2 separate regions of the Homo sapiens genome follow, and region 2 is linked to region 1. Evidence: chromatin loops called from intact Hi-C (ENCODE). Cell type or tissue: OCI-LY7. All regions are shown on one strand. Links, peaks and the distances in the headings refer to the core of each region. The heading gives the core; the rest is flanking DNA.

Region 1 (9,281 bases), core at 670-8,669:
GGCAGGACAGAAGCTATACTCTTTTTTTTTTTTTTTTTTTTGAGTCAGACTGTCTCTGTGTCACTCAGGCTGGAGTGTAGTGGTGCAATCCTTGCTTATTGCAGCCTCAACCTCCCAAGCTCAAGTGATCCTCCTGTTGCAGCCTCCTGAGTATCTGAGGCTACAGGTGTACAGCACCATGCCTGGCTAATTTTTAATTTTTTTGTAGAGATGGGGTCTCGCTATGTTGTCCAGGCTGGTCTCAAACTCCTGAGCTCAAGGGATCTTCCCTCTTTGGCCTCTGCAAAGTGTTGCGATTACAGGCGTGAGCCACCGCGCCTGGCCCCATACTCATTCTTTAATTCCTACATCTACCCATAGACAGTGACAGGTACCTGCTCTGTGCCACGGTCTGCCCTGGGTGATGCTGAGGACTAGACACAAACCAGCCCCTGCCCTTCTCCCTAGCTCTTGGGGAAGATTGACATGAAAACAGACAAATACAACCTAAAATTACCAGCACAACGGACCATAGATTTCAGAGTGTGGGGTTTGAATCAGAGTCTGGGAAGGAAATGTTCTGGAAGGATGAGATAGTCAGGAGTCAGCCTGGCAAAGGCCGTTCTAGCAGAGGGAATAGCTGAACAAATTGGAAGAGCACAGTTATGACGCACTGACCCAGGGCCACGTGGCTTGTTTGGAATCCAGCCCCGCAGGTCCCTTGCTCAAGCAGCTCTGCGAAGCTTCTGAGCCTCGTCTCCTCATCTGCAAAACAGGAACGTTTTCAGCACCTACCTCACAGGGTCGGTAAGAGGATTAAACTGTCAACTGATAATGCACGTACTGCCTGTGCGGGGGCCTGGTAATTAGTGAGCCTCCTAATAGGTGGTAGCCGTGTTTTGTTTGTTGAAACAGTCTGTCTCTGTCGCCCAGGCTGGAGTGCATTGTTGCAATCTCAGCTCACTGCAACCTCTGCCTCTGGGTTTCAAGCGATTCTCCTGCCTCAGCCTCCCGAGTAGCTGGGATTACAGGCACACGCCACCAAGCCTGGCTAATTTTTTTGTATTTTTTTGTAGAGATGGGGTTTCACCATGTTGGTCAGGCAAGTCTCAAACTCCTGACCTCAGGTAATCCATCCGCCTCGGCCTCCCAAAGTGCTGGGATTACAGGCGTGAGCCGCCGTGCCTGGCCAATGGTAGCCATTTCTAAAGTCACAGCCTATTTGGACGCTGGAGGGCTGGGGTAAGGCGGGAGTAGGGAGGAGACCAGGGGCTGGCTCAGGACCCGGTAAGGGGACTTGGACCTACTGCAGAAGCTGGTGAGAACCGGTGGAAGAGATAGAAAGCCGTCTACCTTCTTCAGATTTTCTCCAAAAACAGCTATTAACTGTAATCAGAGCAAAAAAGCATTCTCTAGAAAGGGAAGCACTGCCTATCCTGGCAGCAGTGTGGGTGCCCTGGTCCCCCATCCTCCCCCATGCTCCTATTCCCCGTTTCTAGTCCAGCTAAAAAATCTGGGTTAGCTTCAAGAGTAGCCTTTAAGGTGAAGAGGTCAACTTGAAGGAGGTGGCCAGGCCGTGGTGGGGCTGAGGGTCAGGGGCCCCAAGGCTCTGAGGTGGGCACTACCAGGCACTGTGCCCTTTTGTTGTCTGGCAGAGGATGAGGCTTGGGGTTTCCCCAGTGGTGTTGAGGGGATTTTTTTTTTTTTTTTGAGACACAGTCTCGCTCTGTTGCCCAGGCCGGAGTGCAGTGGTGCGATCTTGGCTCACTACAACCTCTGCCTCCCAAATTCAAGCAATTCTCTTGCCTCAGCCTCCCAAACAGCTGGGATTACAGTCGTGAGCCACCACAGCTGGCTAATTTTTATATTTTTAGTAGAGACAAGGTTTCACCATGTCTACAACTTTGTTCCATAGCCACGAGGCCTACTGAGTCCAGTGGAGCTGGGCCTCTCCCTCCCCACTTCCACACAGTTAGGGGGTCTGGGAGCTGGGAGAGGCTCTTCAGAACCACTGAGCTGTCTGTGAAGGAGCTGGGAAGCCTGTGCTCCTCACCCCCACCTCCCAGGGCCCCCCACCCCCAGCTCCTTCAGTTGGATCTGTCACTGGAGAGCTCTCCTGGGATGGAGGCCCAGACTGCATGACCACAGAGCCCCAGAACATTCTTAGGCTCCCTGAGGACTGTGAACCTCTGGAACAGAACAAAGGCCTGCCCTCTGGGTCCCCTCCCCAAGCCCCAGCAGCACCTCTCCTAGCCCCACCTCGGGCCCGGAAAGCCCAGCGCCCCTGCCTAAGTCCTGCATTCGCCAGCCTCTCCCGCCCACGTCCCTGCAGACCCAGCCTGGGGCCACAAGCCTGCCTTTGTCAGCTCACCCTCTCACGTGGGGCCGTGCCAGCAGGGGCTAACGGGCATTCTGCCTGCAGCTGGGACTAGCCCCCTGAGAGGCCTAGGCCCCCCTGGAGAGATGGAACTGGCGTGAATGCAACATCTTGGGCTGTCACAAATTGACTGTGGTGAAGGGCAGGCCTTGGGGAGACAGCTGCTCATGTGAGAACTATCATTCATTCATTCACTTATTCAAAGGATGCTTGCTGAGATCCTGCTCTGTGTCAGGCCCTGGCATGGGGACTTGTGCTCAGAGACCTGACTCTTGCCCTTTTAGGGGGGGAAATAACTAGAAGGAAACGCCCTTCATCAGAATCCCTTGGGGGGCTCACCCTAGGAGTTTCTGATTCAGCAAGTCTGGGTTGGGACATGAGAATTTCTCACAAATTCACCAGTGATGCTGATGTTACTGGTCCAGGAACTGCACTTTGAGAGCCACTGTAATTCAGGTATTGTAATTATGCATGGATTATGTTTTCTTTTTCTTTTCTTCTTCTTCTTCTTCTTTTTTTTTTTTTTTTGAGACAGAATCTTGCTCTGTCACCCAGGGTGGAGTGCAGTGGTGTGATCTCAGCTCACTGCAATGTCCATCTCCTGGGTTCAAGCAATTCTCCTGCCTTAGTAGCTGGTATTACAGGCACCTGCCACCATGCCTGGCTAATTTTATATTTTTAGTAAAGACAGGGTTTCACCAAGTTGCCCAGGCTGGTCTCGAACTCCTGACCTCAAATGGTCCGCCCGCCTCGGTCTCCCCATAGTGCTGGGATTACAGGCGTGAGCCACTGCACCTGGCCTGTTTTCTCTATTTTCAAAACTGTCTCTATGATCATGTTTTACTTTTAGAGACAGGTTCTTGCTCTGTTACCCAGGCTGGAGTGCAGTGGTGCAATCATAGTTCAACAGAACCCCAACCTCCTGGGCTCAAACAATCCTCCCACCCCAGCCTCCCAAGTAGCTGGGGCCACAGGTGCACTACCAGACCAGGTAATCCATCCACCTCAGCCTCCCAAAGTGCTGGGATTACAGGCATGAGCCACCGCACCTGGCCAATGATAGCCATTTTTAAAGTCACGGCCTATTTGGATGTAATACATTATTATTATTGTTGTTATTATTATTATTATTATTATTTTTTTTTTGTAGAGATGAGGTCTTACTGTGTTGCCCAGGCTGGTCTTCAACTCCTGGGCTCAAGTGATCCTCCTGCCTCAGCCTCTCAGAGTGCTGGGGTTACAGGGGTGAGCCACTGTGCCCTGCCAGTGCTTTATTTTATTTTATTTTATTTTATTTTTTTCTGAGACAGAGTCTCGCTCTGTTACCCAGGCTGGAGTGCAGTGGCATGATCTCAGCTCACTGCAACCTCCGCCTCCTGGGTTCAAGCAATTCTCCTGCCTCAGCCTCCTGAATAGCTGGGATTACAGGCGTGCACCACCACGCCCGGCTAATTCTTATATTTTTAGTAGAGATGGGGTTTCACCATGTTGGCCAGGCTGGTCTCAAACTCCTGACATCGTGATCTGCCGGCCTTGGCCTCCCAAAGTGCTGGGATTACAGGCGTGAGCCATCGTGCCCGACCTGGCCTGTTTTATAAATAAGAAAATCAGTCATTTAAAAGTTAAAAAAAATGATTTCCAAAAATGACTCTAGTGCTCTGGGTGTGATCTTGTGTAAGAGATGTTACCTCCCATGATCTAAATGTCATGCATTTGTTAATGTAGCCCAGCATCATAGGGTTGTGTGCATTTCCCCTTGGTTCAACCTGAGCTTGGGGTCCACTTAGACCCTCCTATTCTTTCCATCACCATATCCTGTCATTTTAACTTTCTAGAGATAATAAGTGAGGTGCTGGTAACCGGCATGGCTAGGATTTGAACACAGATCCATCTGGAGGCTGGCCTAGCCTACCGGCTTGCACTTCCTGAGTGATCTTTCCTTCATGCTTCCTTCACCGGCTGCCTGAAACAGCGCGTGGATCCTTCACTTCCTCATTTTTTTAACTGGTGTGATCATTTACTGTTCCACTTCCTCCTCTCCACTCTGGTTCTGTCCACGTGGTATGCTGGTGGGGTGGTGAGTCTATGAGGGTGGAGGTGGGGGTGGGGGGCTGGCAAAGTGACTGTTCTCTGCAGCCCCAGGAGTCAAACCGATGGGCAGGAAAACCTCTCGAGCTTGTGAGAACTGGCCTGGAGGGCAGGGCTCCCTAACCCTGACTCTGAGTTAAATCCATCCAGCCTCAGGGGGCGCTGGCAACCCCAGTCGTACCCCCTTCCTCACAGGGAGCCATCCTACCAGGCTGACCATTGGAAGAGCAGAGCAGTCCTCCCCATCTGGGCAGGCAGGAGTGAAGAGAGAGAACCCCATGTTTGTTCCTTTCACAGGCACAAAATCAGATCCCCCTTCCTCCCAGCCCCAGCGAGGGTGTGGTGAGGGGTGCTCGGACAGAAGCCAGAGGTGTCCCTCTGACGGGAGCAGAGTGGACACTCCCTCCTCCCAGTGGCAGCATGAGGAGGGAGGAATACGAGACCCCACTTCCCAGTCCCTTCCTTTCCGTTTTCTTTGGGGAAAGACGGGTAGGGAGAGCTGAGGAATCCGGCTCTCCAGATCTGCCCTCTCCAGGGCCCACAGAGGCCTTCTTGCCCCTTGGACCCCCCACCCCTGCTTCCATCACTGCCATCCTCGGTGCTTCCCCTGGCTCCTCAGGGATGCCTTTAGCAGGTCATTCATCCCTGGTGACTCTGTTTCTCTTTTTTTTTATTTTGTGAGACAGAGGCTCGCTCTGCTGCCCAGGCTGGAGTGCAGTGGTATGATCTTGGGTCACTGCAACCTCTGCCTCCCAGGTTCAAATGATTCTCCTGCTTCAGCCTCCCGAGTAGCTGGGATTACAGGTGCCCACCACCATGCCTGGCTAATTTTTGTATTTTTAGTAGAGACGGGATTTCACCATGTTGGCCAGGCTGGTCTTGAACTCCTGGCCTCAGGCGATCTGACCGCCTTGGCCTCCCAAAGCGCTGGGATTACAGGCGTGAGCCACCGCACCTGGCCAGTTTCCCTTCTTAGTATACAATCTTATTTAAATCATTCGGTCACATTAAGAGTAGGTATTATCATTCCCATTTGTGACTAGGTTTTCACATTTGTATGAGACATAATAATTATGCATTTCTTCTGCGTAATTCTACTTCCCTCCCCCTTACACTTAGTATCTAATGATTGTTGCACATTCGTATGTCTTTTTTGTTGTTTTTGACCTGACTAAACATGCATGCATCCATTCAGTTAATATTTGTTGGGAGGCTACCACCTGCTAGGCCAAATGGGGTTGCCTCCAGGCACTCATGGTTTGGCTGGGAGACAAACTATTAAACATAGAATTGCAAATTTGCTAATAATGATTACAAAGGAGAAGTGAGGAACAGCTGGAAGCTGATGACAGCGGTAGCAGAAGCTGCCTTCAGGAAGTGAGGTCATACTCTTACCCTCTCTGCTTAAAACCCAAACCCAGGCCAGGCATGGTGGCTTATGCCTGTAATCCCAGCACTTTGGGATGCTGAGCTAGGCAGATTGCTTGAGCTCAGTTCATGAGCAACCTGGGCAACATGGCAAAACCCTGTATACACACACACACACACACACACACACACACACACACACACACACCCCACCCCCCACCCCCGATGTGGGGTTGTGTGTCTTTGGTCCCAACTACTTGGGAGGCTAAGGTGGGAGGGTGGCTTGAGCCTGGGAGGCAGAGGTTGCAGCGAGCTGAGATTTTGCCACCGCACTCCAGCCTGGGTGACAGAGTGAGACCCCATCTCAAAACAAAAGCAAGCAAACAAATCCCAAACCCAAATTCTATTTGGCCCTTCACAGTACCATGTGGTTGACTCCTGTCAGTTTCCTCAGCCTCAAATTAACCCAGTAGCTGCCCTGGCCTCCTTGCTGTACCTTGACACACTGAGCTCTTTCCTGCCTCTGAGCCTTGGCACACACTGTTCCCTCTGCCTGGAATAACCTCTCCCCCTAGCTTTCTCGGCTGTTCCTTCTTGTCTCAGCTCAAATGTCTCTTTTGTAGAGATGGCCTCCCTGATCATGTCCCCTAACATAGCACCCCCCCTCACCCTATCATATAACTCATGTTGTTTGGTTTCATTTTGGCTTTGTCTTTATAGCACTTAACAGTATCTGAGGTTTGTTTTTGTTTTTTTTTCTTGGAGATAGGGTCTCACTCTGTCACCCAATGGTGCAATCTCGGCTCACTGCATCCTCTGCCTCCTAGGTTCAAGTGATTCTCATGCCTCGGCCTCCCGAGTAGCTGGGATTACAGGCGTGAACCACCACGCTGGGCTCATTTTTTTTTTTTTTTTTTTTTTTTTTTTGTATTTTTAGTAGAGACAGGGTTTCACCATGTTGGCCAGGCTGGTCTCAAACTCCTGACCTCAAATGATCCACCCACCTCGGCCTCCCAAAGTGCCGGGATTAGAGGTGCGAGCCACTGCGCCCAGCCAGGTGTCTTTTGTTATTATTATTTTCTGGTTTACTGTGTATCTTCCTGGTGAAGCTTGGGGCTCCATACAGAGTATATAGAAGGGGCTGGACCCACCCCATTGTCCCTCCCTGCCCCTGCGCTTAGCACAGGGCCTACCTAGGACGTACATAGTTGATGCTCATCCATGTTTCTTTTTTTTTGAGACGGAGTCTCGCTCTGTCGCCCAGGCTGGGGTGCAGTGGTGCGATCTCGGCTCACTGCAAGCTCCGCCTCCTGGGTTCACGCCATTCTCCTGCCTCAGCCTCCCGAGTAGCTGGGACTACAGGCACCCGCCACCATGCCCAGCTAATTTTTTGTATTTTTAATAGAGACGGATTTTCACCATGTTAGCCAGGATGGTCTTGATCCAACCTCGTGATCCGCCCATCTCAGCCTCCCAAAGTTCTGGGATTACAGGCATGAGCCACCGTGCCCAACCTCATCCATGTTTCTTAAATGGCCTCTCCTGCTTCCCCAGTGTGTTCCTGTTGCTTCTGTAACAAATCACTACAAATTTAGTGGCTTAAAAGAACACCAGGCCAAGGGCACGGTGGCTCATGCCTGTAATCCCAGCAATTTGGGAGGCCGAGGCAGGCTGATTACGAGGTCAGGAGATGGAGACCATCCTGGCTAACACGGTGAAACCCCGTCTCTACTAAAAATAAAAAAAAAAAATTAGCCAGGCGTGGTGGCGGGTGCCTGTAGTCCCAGCTACTCAGGAGGCTGAGGCGGGAGAATGGCGTGAACCCAGGAGGGGGAGTTTGCAGTGAGCCGAGATAGCGCCACTGCACTCCAGCCTGGGCGACAGAGCGAGACTCCGTCTCAAAAAAAAAAAAAAAACACCAGGCTGGGCAGGGTGGCTCATACCTGTTCCCAGCACTTTGGGAGGCCAAGGCGGGCAGATCGCTTGAGGTCAGGAGTTCAAGACCAACCTGGCCAACATGGTGAAACCCCGTCTCCACTAAAAATATAAAAAATCAGCTGGGTGTGGTGGTGGGCACCTGTAATCCCAACTACTTGGGAGGCTAAGGCAGGGAGAATCGCTTGAAGTAGGGAGGAGGAGGTTGCAGTGAGCTGAGATTGTGCCACTACACTCCAGCCTGGGCAACAGAGTGAGACTCCGTCTCAAAAACAACAAAAAAATGAACACCAGATTATTATCTTCTGATCCTGGAGGTCAAAGGTCTAGAAATCAAGGTTTGGGCAGGGCTGCATTCCTCGGGAAGGCTCCAGGGGAGAAACCTTTTCCTTGCCTTGAGAGGCACCCCCTTCCTCCGTCATCACAGCCCCTTCCTCCAACATCAAAGCATCTCACTCCAGCCTCTGCTTCTGTTTCCCTGTCTTGGGATCCTTAATTTACTCATATTTGCAAAGTCTCTTTTGCCATGTAAGGCAACATTCACAGATCCTGGGAATGTGAACATGGACGTCTTTGGAGGTCTGTCATTCAGCCTGCCACATCCAGGTCCCCCACGGTGCTTCATTCAGTCCTAGGTGTGGCCAGTACTCCGGCCTCCTAGCTGCTACTGTGGGCCCAGTGACCTGACTCTTCCTTCCCTCCGCAGGACGAGATTGAGGAGCTGCGGGCCGAGATGCTGGAGATGCGGGACGTCTATATGGAGGAGGACGTGTATCAGCTGCAGGAGCTGCGACAGCAGCTGGACCAGGCCAGCAAGACCTGCCGCATCCTGCAGTACCGGCTGCGCAAAGCCGAGCGCCGCAGTCTCCGTGCCGCCCAGACCGGCCAGGTGGACGGCGAGCTTATCCGTGGTCTGGAGCAGGATGTCAAGGTCAGCCTGGGCTCGGGTGCCCTTGTTGCTGGGATGGGACCACAAGTCTAAGTGGGGCCCAGGTTGGCCTTGCATCTCATTTCCGTGTGTCCATGGCCAAGTTCTACCACCTCTCTGGGCCTCAGTTTCCTCATCTAAGTAGGAATTCCTGGTGAACCCACAGGGCTTCTATCAAGGGTATCCCAAAATGATATCATAATATGAATCCTTCCTACTAGCAGCAGCTACTGTTTTTTTTTTTTCCTTTGAGACAGAGTTTCTCTCTTGTTGCCCAGGCTGGAATGCAATGGCGCGATCTCAGCTCACTGCAACTTCTGCCTCCCGGGATCAAGCGATTTCTCTTGCCTCAGCCTCCCAAGTAGCTGGGATTACAGGCACCTGCCACCACACCCGGCTAATTTTTGTATTTTTAGTAGAGACAGGGTTTCACCATGTTGGCCAGCCTGGTTTCGAACTCCTGACCTCAGGTGATCTGCCCACCTTGGCCTCCCAAAGTGCTGGGGTTACAGGCATGAGCCACTGCGCCTGGCTGAGAAGCTACTGTTTATTGAGTATCAACCACCACCTGGTGCTAGCCTCTAATTGTCCCCGCACAGTTCCATG
Region 2 (9,281 bases), core at 503-8,502, 370 kb after region 1:
TGAACCCGGGAGGCGAAGGTTGCAGTGAGCCGAAACTGCGCCACTGCACTCCAGCCTGGGCGACAGAGTGAGACTCTGTCTCAAAACAAACAAAAAAAAGGTTAAGATGGTCATTAAGACAGTGTTAAAAATGGACTAGTGAGCGGCCCACTGAAGAATGAGCCCCAGCAGTTATCAAACTGCTTTGATTTTACTCATTCCAAACCTAAAAGTCACAAATAAAATATTTAAAACTAAGCATTTTTAAAAATTTTCTGATTTGAGTTAACTGTATTTGTGAGCAAGGGCTGGTTAATAATCTGCCTACAATCTCTTTACTGAAATTCAGCAAATATAAATAAAAGAAAAATAATCCAAACAGAAAATAAAGATCAGAGGTGTACAAAGGCAGTAATGGATGTGTTAGTATCATAGAATCTTGGACAGGAATTGGGTAAGAGATTGTATGGAGAGCCGGGCTTGGTGGCTCACGCCTGTAATCCCAGCACTTTGGGAGGCCGAGGCGGGCGGATCACAAGGTCAGGAGTTCGAGACCAGCCTGGTCAACATGGCAAAATCCCATCTCTACTAAAAATACAAAAATTAGCCAGGCATGGTGGCAGGCGCCTGTAATCCCAGCTACTCAGGAGGCTGAGGCAGGGGAATCACTTGAACCCGGCAGGCGAGGCTACAGTGAGTCAAGATCATGTCACTACATTCCAGCCTGGGTGACAGAGCGGGACTCCATCTCAAAAAAAAAGGAAGAAACATATAAACATATTCACTTGCAGTACATTCATTATCACACCTCTTTAGGTTCACCGAGACCCCCAGGGTCCTGCCTGACCTTGAGACTACTCCAGATGTAACCCCTACCTCTCCTGTTCCCTCAAGATACCCCCACCTCAGGGTCGTGACACCTCCCAGTCGGCCCTTGACTGCCTCCTTCCCATCCAGCAGTCACTTTCCCTGAGATGCCTTCCCCAATTTCTCAGCATCTACTTGTTTCCTTTAGGGTTCTCATCACTAACAGATTAGACAGTATCCTGTTTATTTGTTACCTGCTTGGGTGGGGACTCCAAGCTGGAGGGAAGTCAATCTTGTTCCCTAGTCTCTCCCTGGCTCCTGGCACAGCACTTGGCACTCAAGTAAATGAATGGCTGATTGTTTGGAAAGAGAAGTGGAGGTGGGGTAGGAAGGAGGGAGGAGCCCAATCCCTGCCCTCCACCCCCCACCCTTCCCACACACTGCTGCATGTGCCTCTTTTAAAGAAACTGCTGGGACAGCAGCAACGGTGGCAGCCCTACCTTTACTGGGTGATGTCAGACAGGCCCCTCTTCCCCACCCCACCTTGGTCTGCACTCCACAGGCAGGCAGACAACTCCTATTACTGCATCCCTGTGCAGGGCAACAGCCACGCCAGGGGGAAGGCAAGAAAGTTCCAGGAGAGGCTAGAACTATCCAACCTATTCTCCGCAGTCAATAATAGGTCCTCGTCACAGCCCCCAGTAGGAAACTGCCCAGATGGAGTGATGACCCTGCAGAGAGAACTCTAGCTCCACATACCTGGCAGATTCTGACAGCCCTGGATAGATTCTCCAGCCTGATCTTGGGTTTCCTGAACCCTGGACAGTCTGCCCTTCTTCCCCTTCCCTCACGCAGAGCATTCGCCTCTCCCCTAACCCAGGCCACCTTTCCCCATAAGAGCCCTGCACTTGGCAAACAGCCATCAAATAACTGACTCCACTCCAAACAGCCCACCCAATCCATCTACATCTTTCCAGGCATGGGACATGGACAGTTTTTGGCTATTTCAAGTCTTCTCTTTCCCCCTGGATGTCAGTAACAGCAGCAGCTAATACTTCTCAAATGCTTCCTCTGTACCAGGCACTGTGCTTAGTGCTTTGCACAAGTTTCTGTTGTCCTCATGCTGGACTACAGTCAGGTATTATTAGCATCTCTATTTTGCAGGTGAAGAAACAAGCCCAGAGAGGTTAAGTACCTTGTCCAAGGTCTCACAGCTCTAGCTGGCAGCCCAGGAACTGAACCCCAGCAGTCCAACTCTACAGAGATGCTCTTAACTATAGGTACATATGACCTCTGGGGTGTGGGCTTCCTGATCACCTACTGTATGCTCAGTAGGTGCCCTTAGGGACTGGACTCCAGCTCTGTACTTAGGGACCCTGTGACTGTGCAAAGGAGAAGAGAGGTACATAAAAATCGTATTTGCTGGCCAGGCATGGTAGCTCACACCTGTAATCCCAGCACTTTGGGAGGCCAAGGCGGGCAGACTGCTTGGGCCCAGGAGTTTGAGACCAACGTGGGTAGCATAGTGGGAAATCTCTATTTTAAAAAATCATATTTGGTCTAGCAACAAAATTGATACCATATTTGCATTGATAAGTCTGAGAATTTCCTTAGTAAAAGCACAGGAAATAGGAACTTGAGACCCCAGCTAATCAGGTAACAGTTAATATCTGAAAGACACAGGCCAACCAAACTGGGTGTTACGATACTCTCTCACCAGCTTCCAGGAACCAAATTCAACTTAATAGCAGAGATAGAAGGAGCTCCCTCCTGCTGACAAACAAATGAGGAATCTGCAGGCCAGAGAAGGGAAGGGTCTTGCCTGAGGCCACCCAACAACTCAGCGACATAAAATGGTGAGAAGCCAGCAGTTCCAGCTCCTCCATCCTTTGGCTTTCAGGACATCTGGGTCCCAAAAAGAAACTATAGGAGGTAAGTAAGTGCCCACAGTGACCAAAAGTTTAAGAGTTTTCATGGTAAAGACAGGGCACTGGCTCTTACCTTCAGGGAAAGTGAAATGCTCTGTGAAAGCTGGGTTTGGGAAGCCAGGATTTCTTTCCCAAGCTGACAGAAGCCCAGCTCCAGCTCAGCTCTGCCCCGGAAGGATGGGAGTTTAAAAGGCCTACCTGGAGCCCGGCTGGGACCACACCCACATGGGGCTGACTTCACCAGAGAACCCATCCTACTGGCTGTCTCCCAGACAGCAGTGGGCCAGGCCAGGACGCCACTGCCTGTCTGTAGCCTGGCGCCTCTCCCTGCGGGGCCCCACCCAGTCCCTACCCCAGCCAGGCTCCCAGAGCAAGGGTGGGAGTGGGTAGGGAAAAGGCCTGCTCCCCTCCTCATGAGGCCACCTGGGCCTGGGTCCCTCAGAGTGTCCCCTCAGCCTGGGCTGGGTCTGAAGTGGCTGCTTCCTGCTTTGCCATTTTTCTTTCACTTTGGTTTTTAACCCCAAAGTGAAACTTTACGACTAGAACAATTTGGGAAAGATGTTGAGAGTTAAGGACTAGGAGAGTCAAATGCCTGGCTTCTAATCCAAGCAGAAGTGAGCTGAGACCTGTCAAGTTCACTGGGAGACTTGGGAGGAGATCTTCAACTTCTCCAGGCTGCAGTTTTCCTATTGATAAAATAGGAGGGAGGAACTAAGCTAGTGATTTTTTTTTTTTTTTTTTTTTTGAGACAGGGTTTTGCTTTGTCACCCAGGCTAGAGTGCAGTGGCACAAACAGCTCACTACAGCCTTGACCTCCTGGGCTCAAGTGATCCTTTCGCCTTAGCCCCACAAGCAGCTAAGAATACAGGTGTGCACCACCACATCCAGCTAATTTTTGTATTTTTTTATAGAGACGGCGTTTCGCTATGTTGCCCAGACTGGTCTTTAACTCCTGAGCTCAAGTGATCCACTCGTCTTGGCTTCCCAAAGTGCTGGGATAACAGGCATGAGCCACCACACCTGGCCCCCACTAGGCTAGTGATTTTAAATGTCATTTTAAATTAGAAAAAAATGATAGAACTTTCCCTTCCTCATCCCTGCTGCCACTGGAGCTAAAAAAGGAGCTGCAAAGATGATCTGCTGGGGGAGCCTTTTTGGGCCATCCTGCTGGCTTGGGGGAGGAGGCAAAAGTCTGCTGGCAGTGTAGACATGCTCCTGGTCTCCCTGACCACCTCTCTCGGATCTACCGACTGAGTTCCTTTAGCCTGCACAGGTTCTAGAGGTCTCAGCAACCTAGGGCAGAGCAAATTCCGGGAGCCCCTAAGTATGATCTTTTTTTTTCTCTCGTCTTGTATGTTCTTCCAACAAAAGCCTAAGTATGATCTTGACCGTATCTCAGCACAGCAAGAGGAGACACCTACCAATAGCTGCCCTAAAATTTCCAGCCTGAGGGCTGACCTGGCCATCTGCTAGGACTGACAACGGCCCACCCAGGGAACTGGTCTAGACTTCAGAATCTCTGCTGACCCTGGCATGCCCACTCTGTCTAGCTAAGACCACTTTAATACATTTCACGATGTCTTCCTACTGGCTGGTTTACCAAATAGCCAGGGACATGAGAAAGGCAGGAATGAGTCTCCCAACTATTCAGATGAGGAAAACTGAGGTTCAGTGAAGGGCAAGAGTATAGCAGCCAAGCCAGCACTGGGATTCAGGAGGTCAGTTTATTTATTTATTTATTTATTTATTTTTGAGATGGAGTCTTGCTCTGTCACCCAGGCTGGAGTGCAGAGGTGCAATCTCGGCTCACTGCAACCTCCGCCTCCCAGGTTCAAGTGATTCTTCTGCCTCAGCCTCCTGAGTAGCTGGGACTACAGACACCCACCACCACGCCCGGCTAATTTTTGTATTTTTAGTAGAGACGGGGTTTCACCATATTGGCCAGGTCGAGTAGAGGTCTCGAACTCCTGACTTTGTGATCTGCCTGCCTTGGACTCCCAAAATGCTGGGATTACAGGCATGAGCCATCGCGCCCGGCAAGGTCAGTAAATATTTGAATGAGCTCACTGGCTTCACCGTTGCTAAGCAGGTGCAGCACGAGAGGAGCTCATGGAGGAAACAAATTTGAATCTGGGGGTGAAGGCGGGGTGCCTTTTAAAATATATACATTTTCAGAATGAAAAAGAAGGCAATTAAAAAATACATGACAAAATTTTAAGCGCACAGACTCTTGGAAAGAGTAATTCTGTGTGCAGAAATGGCTCCGACAGCTACACATGCACTCGTGCATGGAGACACACAGGAAAGGGTGTTCACTGCAGCACTGTTTACAGCAGCAAGATTGAGAACAAGCTAAACATCCTTGAGTAGAGGACAAACAACTGGTGGTCTATCCGTCAATGGAAAGCCACATGCTCAGGAGCAAAGGTGGCCATGAACCTGTATGTGCCCACCAAGAATAACCTGCAACAGAGACTTACATGAAAAATTCAAGGTATAGAAAAGTAGGGAGAGACTATGCCACTGTCTAAGTAATAAAAAGGGATGTTACTGACAATAGCTGCACGTGATGCTGAGTATTTCTATAAGGAAACCTCAAGACTCGTCACAGTGATTAGGTGTCTGGGTAGGACAGGGACTAATTTTTCATTGGGCTTTTTTTTTTTTTTTAACCAAGTTTGAATTTTTTTAAACCAACATACATGTATTGCTTTTTCAGTAAAAATATAACTTTTACACACAAAAAAAACCTCCAGCAAAACGTATCCAGAGATGCCTCTTCCTAGATCTCAGGTATCAGACTCCCTGGGTTGGGAGGGGAGGCAGGACCCAGGCACACAGATTTTGAAATGTCTCCTCAAGGGCTGCTGGTCTAGCCTTGCAGAACAGGCAGTCAGCCTCTGAGAGTAGACTGAGGAAGCCTGGACACTGTGGGGCTCTGGGGTGTGGAGGAGAGTGCCAGGGAAGACTGTGGGAAAACTTGACTTTGAGGCATAGGAAGGATTTGAAGAAGGCTTTGAATGCTGACCATGTACAGCTGGGATGAGAGGGTTCCTACAGGAAGGACGGGAAATTAAGTGAAACTGATAAGGGAGGGGAAGGGGAAGGAAGGTCTCTCAGTATGGGATCCTGGCAAGTCCCTTTCCTCCGAGATTTAGTTCCTACTCATGGGAAAGGAAGGGGCTGGGCCAGAGTCCTTTTCAGACCTGCTATCCTAGGACCTTACTTTATTTCATCTCATTTAATATTAAAGGAGGTGGGGAGGGTCCCCAGCTCAGCACATGGCCATAGAGCTCCACACCTGTGCAGAGTGTAATCAAATATTTGGAGGCTGCAGAAAATTCACACAAGGATCTTAGGTAAAGCAGCCCTTGGGCAACGTTCCCCCAGGGAGAAGGAGCAGATGGCCTTCTGCTGAGATGCCCTTCCTCACCCTGTTAATAATTAAGCCATTCCTGAAGACCTCTTTTGTTACTTTTTTTTTTTTTTTTTTGAGACAGAGTCTTGCTCTGTTGCCCAGGCTGGAGTGCAATGGCGCGATCTCGGCTCACTGCAACCTCCACCTCCCGGGTTCAAGCAATTCTCCCGCCTCAGCCTCCTGAGTAGCTGGGATTACAGGCATGTTCCACCACGCTCGGCTAATTTTTGTATTTTTAGTAGAGATTGGGTTTTGCCATGTTGGCCAGGCTGGTCTCGAACTCCTGACCTCAGGTGATCCGCCCGCCTCAGCCTCTCAAAGTGCTGGGATTACATGCGTGAGCCACCATGCCCAGCCTCTTTTGTTACTTTTGAAGTTCGGTTTGCAGAGACTTATGCCTTGGCTTGCTTTATACCAAGATGCTCCAGGATAAGGGCTCACGGGCTGCAACAGTCTAGACCTAAGCCACAGGCCCAAACTACAGGGACCTGAAGTGGAGAGGGCCCAGGATGCAGGTTAGGAGCCTGGGGTGGATCCTGGCTAGATCTCGGTGTGCTGCTGCTGCAGACTCTGGGAGGTCAGAAACTAAGTCTTTAAGGCAGCTCTGTCTGTCAGTGTTTCCCCAGGGCCAGCTCACTGCCAGGCACAGAGCAGCACTTAATAAATATTTATTGAATAAGTAGCTCAGCCACAGTGAGCTTGGTCAAGCCTCTTTCTACCAGTGAACCTCAGTTTCCTCTTCTGAAAAACAAGGATGATAAGAATAGTAATACTTTCCAAAGTTGGATAAAGATCTACTGAGATAATGTGTATGAAAGTGCTCTGCAAATCAAAACAAACTAAACAAATATTAAAGATCCAGAACCAACGTGCTGAAACAAAACAAAAAGAATGAATATACGGGAGAATGAGCAAATTTACGAGAAAGCAACTGGCTCCAGATGGTCATCAAATGAATTACTACAATGGAAAGGGACAGCATAGGTCACTCTAGTCCACTGTTCCAAAGTCCAAATAGCATTTCTCAGGCCACCTCTGTTCCAAAGGAGCAAAAAATCTCTCAAAACCTTTGTCCAGATTTTGGTATGACGAACACGGTTACAGTTACAATTGTACCCTGCATACCACTGGGCTCAGAGTATCTGCCAAAGCAAACTGGCATACAGATGCTGGGTGTTTGCTGGAGGCAAGGGACCAGCAGGGTGAGGGGCACCTGGAGGCTGTGCCTGCCATGTGGTTGCTCTGCCTCATGACCAAGTTTGTGTTCAGAGGAGTGTGGGCTGCACACAGAGAGAATGATTGGCTGGGAGGCCTCGGCCAAGCCATCAATTTCCTGGCTGTACACTGGGACCAACCACTGCTGCCTCCCATGGTAGCCACTGTGTAAGCACTAGTCCCCTTCCCTTTCCCTCTGCCCACTGGGGATTCCTGGCTGCAGCCTGAGAAATGAGTCCTAGCCTCCGTCACTTGGCTCTCCTGTGCAAGGCACCTTGGAGACAAGTCCCTTCCCGCCTTTGTGGGTGACTGATTGCGTTGGCTGGGCCCCTCTCTGGTGGGGGCTGGCTGAGAATTCCAACAGACCCAGTGGTGGACATGCCTACTATCAGACTGGACATATACACAGCACAACTCCGGAACCTTCTCACAGTCCAGTGTGTAAAACTGCTTGTGTGAGGGTCCCTAGCTCCTCTGACTCTTCCACCTTTAAGGAATTCTAAACTGGCACCCTGACCTTCAGGATCCTTAGAAAGCAAGATTTGTGGGCTTTTAGGATAAATGTGCTTGCTCCTAATTAAAGGGAAAGAAGGCTCAGCCCCTTGGGACCCTAAAAGCAGGAGTTCCCTTTCCAAGAAGCAGAGCTGAGCTGTGGGAAGAGACACGGTTTGGAGACAGTTGGCCTTGGGCCTGAGCTACCTTTTCCTTATCTGCAAAACAGGGATGGGAAGTCCATCTGCCTCTGGCTTATTGTACAGATTTCATGAGCGCCCTTGTGGAGCCCCTGGCGCAGAGCCAGGCAAACAGCAGGTGTACAAGAAATGTGCTCAGACTGCTACTTCCTGCCCCAAACCAGCAACACCCAACATTTTCCCTTCTGGCCCATCAGAGCGCTGGCCAAGCTTTCCTAAGGGAGCACAGCATCCTCTGCTACCCCAATTGGCTCTTCCCACTCCCATGGGCCCCACCCAAACCTCACCCTCTTGTGTCATCTGGATGCCTGCAAAGCCTCCTCCCTGTTGTGATTTTTATTCATTCCAATTTACCCAGCCTGATTCATCCTCTGGAAAGTCTTCCAGTTGTGCTACCTCTGCTCTAAAACCTTCCATGCCTCCCCAGTGCCTCTGCTTTTCAGCTGTTTAACACTGCCTACAACCTCCTGGCTCCACCCAGATTTTCCAGCCAGAGCCCTGATGCCTCAGCAAAACTAGCATACTGCTGTTTCCCTAAATGCACACTTATCATCCAGCCATGCCCTCTGCACCCACCTCCCTGGAATGTCGGCACCACCCTCTGCCTCTGCAAATCCAGCTCCCCTCAAAGGGCTCTTGTTTCCTCTGGCTCATGCTCACTTCTTCCTTCTCAGACAATGCTTTTCCTCAGCAGACGCTTAATTACAGAGTGTCACACAGTCTCTCATAATTGTAGGCTTGTCTTCTTGTCAGACCATAAGTTCCTCAGGGCAGAGACGCCTTGTCTGTCTATTAATCCCCATCCTCTCAGAGCCTGGCCCAGGGCTAGGAAGGCAGGGCCGAGAGAAGGGGGGGGGAGAGAGAGAGAGAGAGAGAGAGAGAGAGAGAGAGAGAGAGAGAGAGGAGAGAGAGAGAGAGAGAGACAGAGACAGAGAGAGAGAGAGAGGAGAGAGACAGAGAGAGAGAGAGAGAGACAGAGAGAGAGAGAGAGAGAGCAAGAGCGAGAGACTCGCTTTGACCACTTGGGACCACTTCTCTTGCTCCTATCCCATGAGGAAACTGTTCACTGGCCAAACCAGACCTCAGGGCTCCAGGCCAGTGATGTACAGAGACGAGGGAGCCCGGGGGAGGGAGGCAGAGATGTGGCTCTAGTCTTGCTCTGGGATCCTAGGCATCCCTACCCGTCCCTGGGCCTGCCTCCATGCTGTGGAACAGCCATGTTTTAGCTCTAGAATGTGGCTT

What was found. Hi-C counts contacts between places; a loop is a spot of excess contacts. Peaks named below come from ENCODE experiments on the same cell type or tissue, not always from the same donor. Only the 100,000 strongest peaks of a DNase experiment are listed, where the experiment ranks them.
Region 2: a loop joins it to region 1, with 5 times the contacts of the local background. A loop is called at or near these places in 3 of 110 quality-filtered maps.

The regions. Positions count from the first base shown.
Region 1 is chr20:36,838,614-36,847,894 of GRCh38, reverse strand. MTCL2 (microtubule crosslinking factor 2) reads left to right here. Exons shown (of 15, transcript NM_080627.4): 2 at 8,454-8,678. Among named protein-coding and RNA genes, the nearest start is that of MTCL2, 20 kb to the left of the region's middle. RefSeq lists enhancers at 1,595-1,644, 1,815-1,964, 6,176-6,235. In OCI-LY7, for the core only: CTCF peaks have their summits at 4,448 and 4,648; DNase peaks (open chromatin) are centred at 1,654, 2,474, 4,374, 5,794 and 2 weaker places; H3K4me3 peaks cover 3,161 bases; H3K27ac peaks cover 6,400 bases.
Region 2 is chr20:36,466,679-36,475,959 of GRCh38, reverse strand. The region is part of intron 7 of DLGAP4 (DLG associated protein 4); the gene reads right to left. Among named protein-coding and RNA genes, the nearest start is that of MYL9, 70 kb to the left of the region's middle. RefSeq lists enhancers at 2,519-3,419, 8,276-8,325. In OCI-LY7, for the core only: no CTCF peak of the experiment used is centred there; DNase peaks (open chromatin) are centred at 5,029, 5,299, 7,389, 8,159 and 1 weaker place; H3K4me3 peaks cover 4,487 bases; H3K27ac peaks cover 5,552 bases.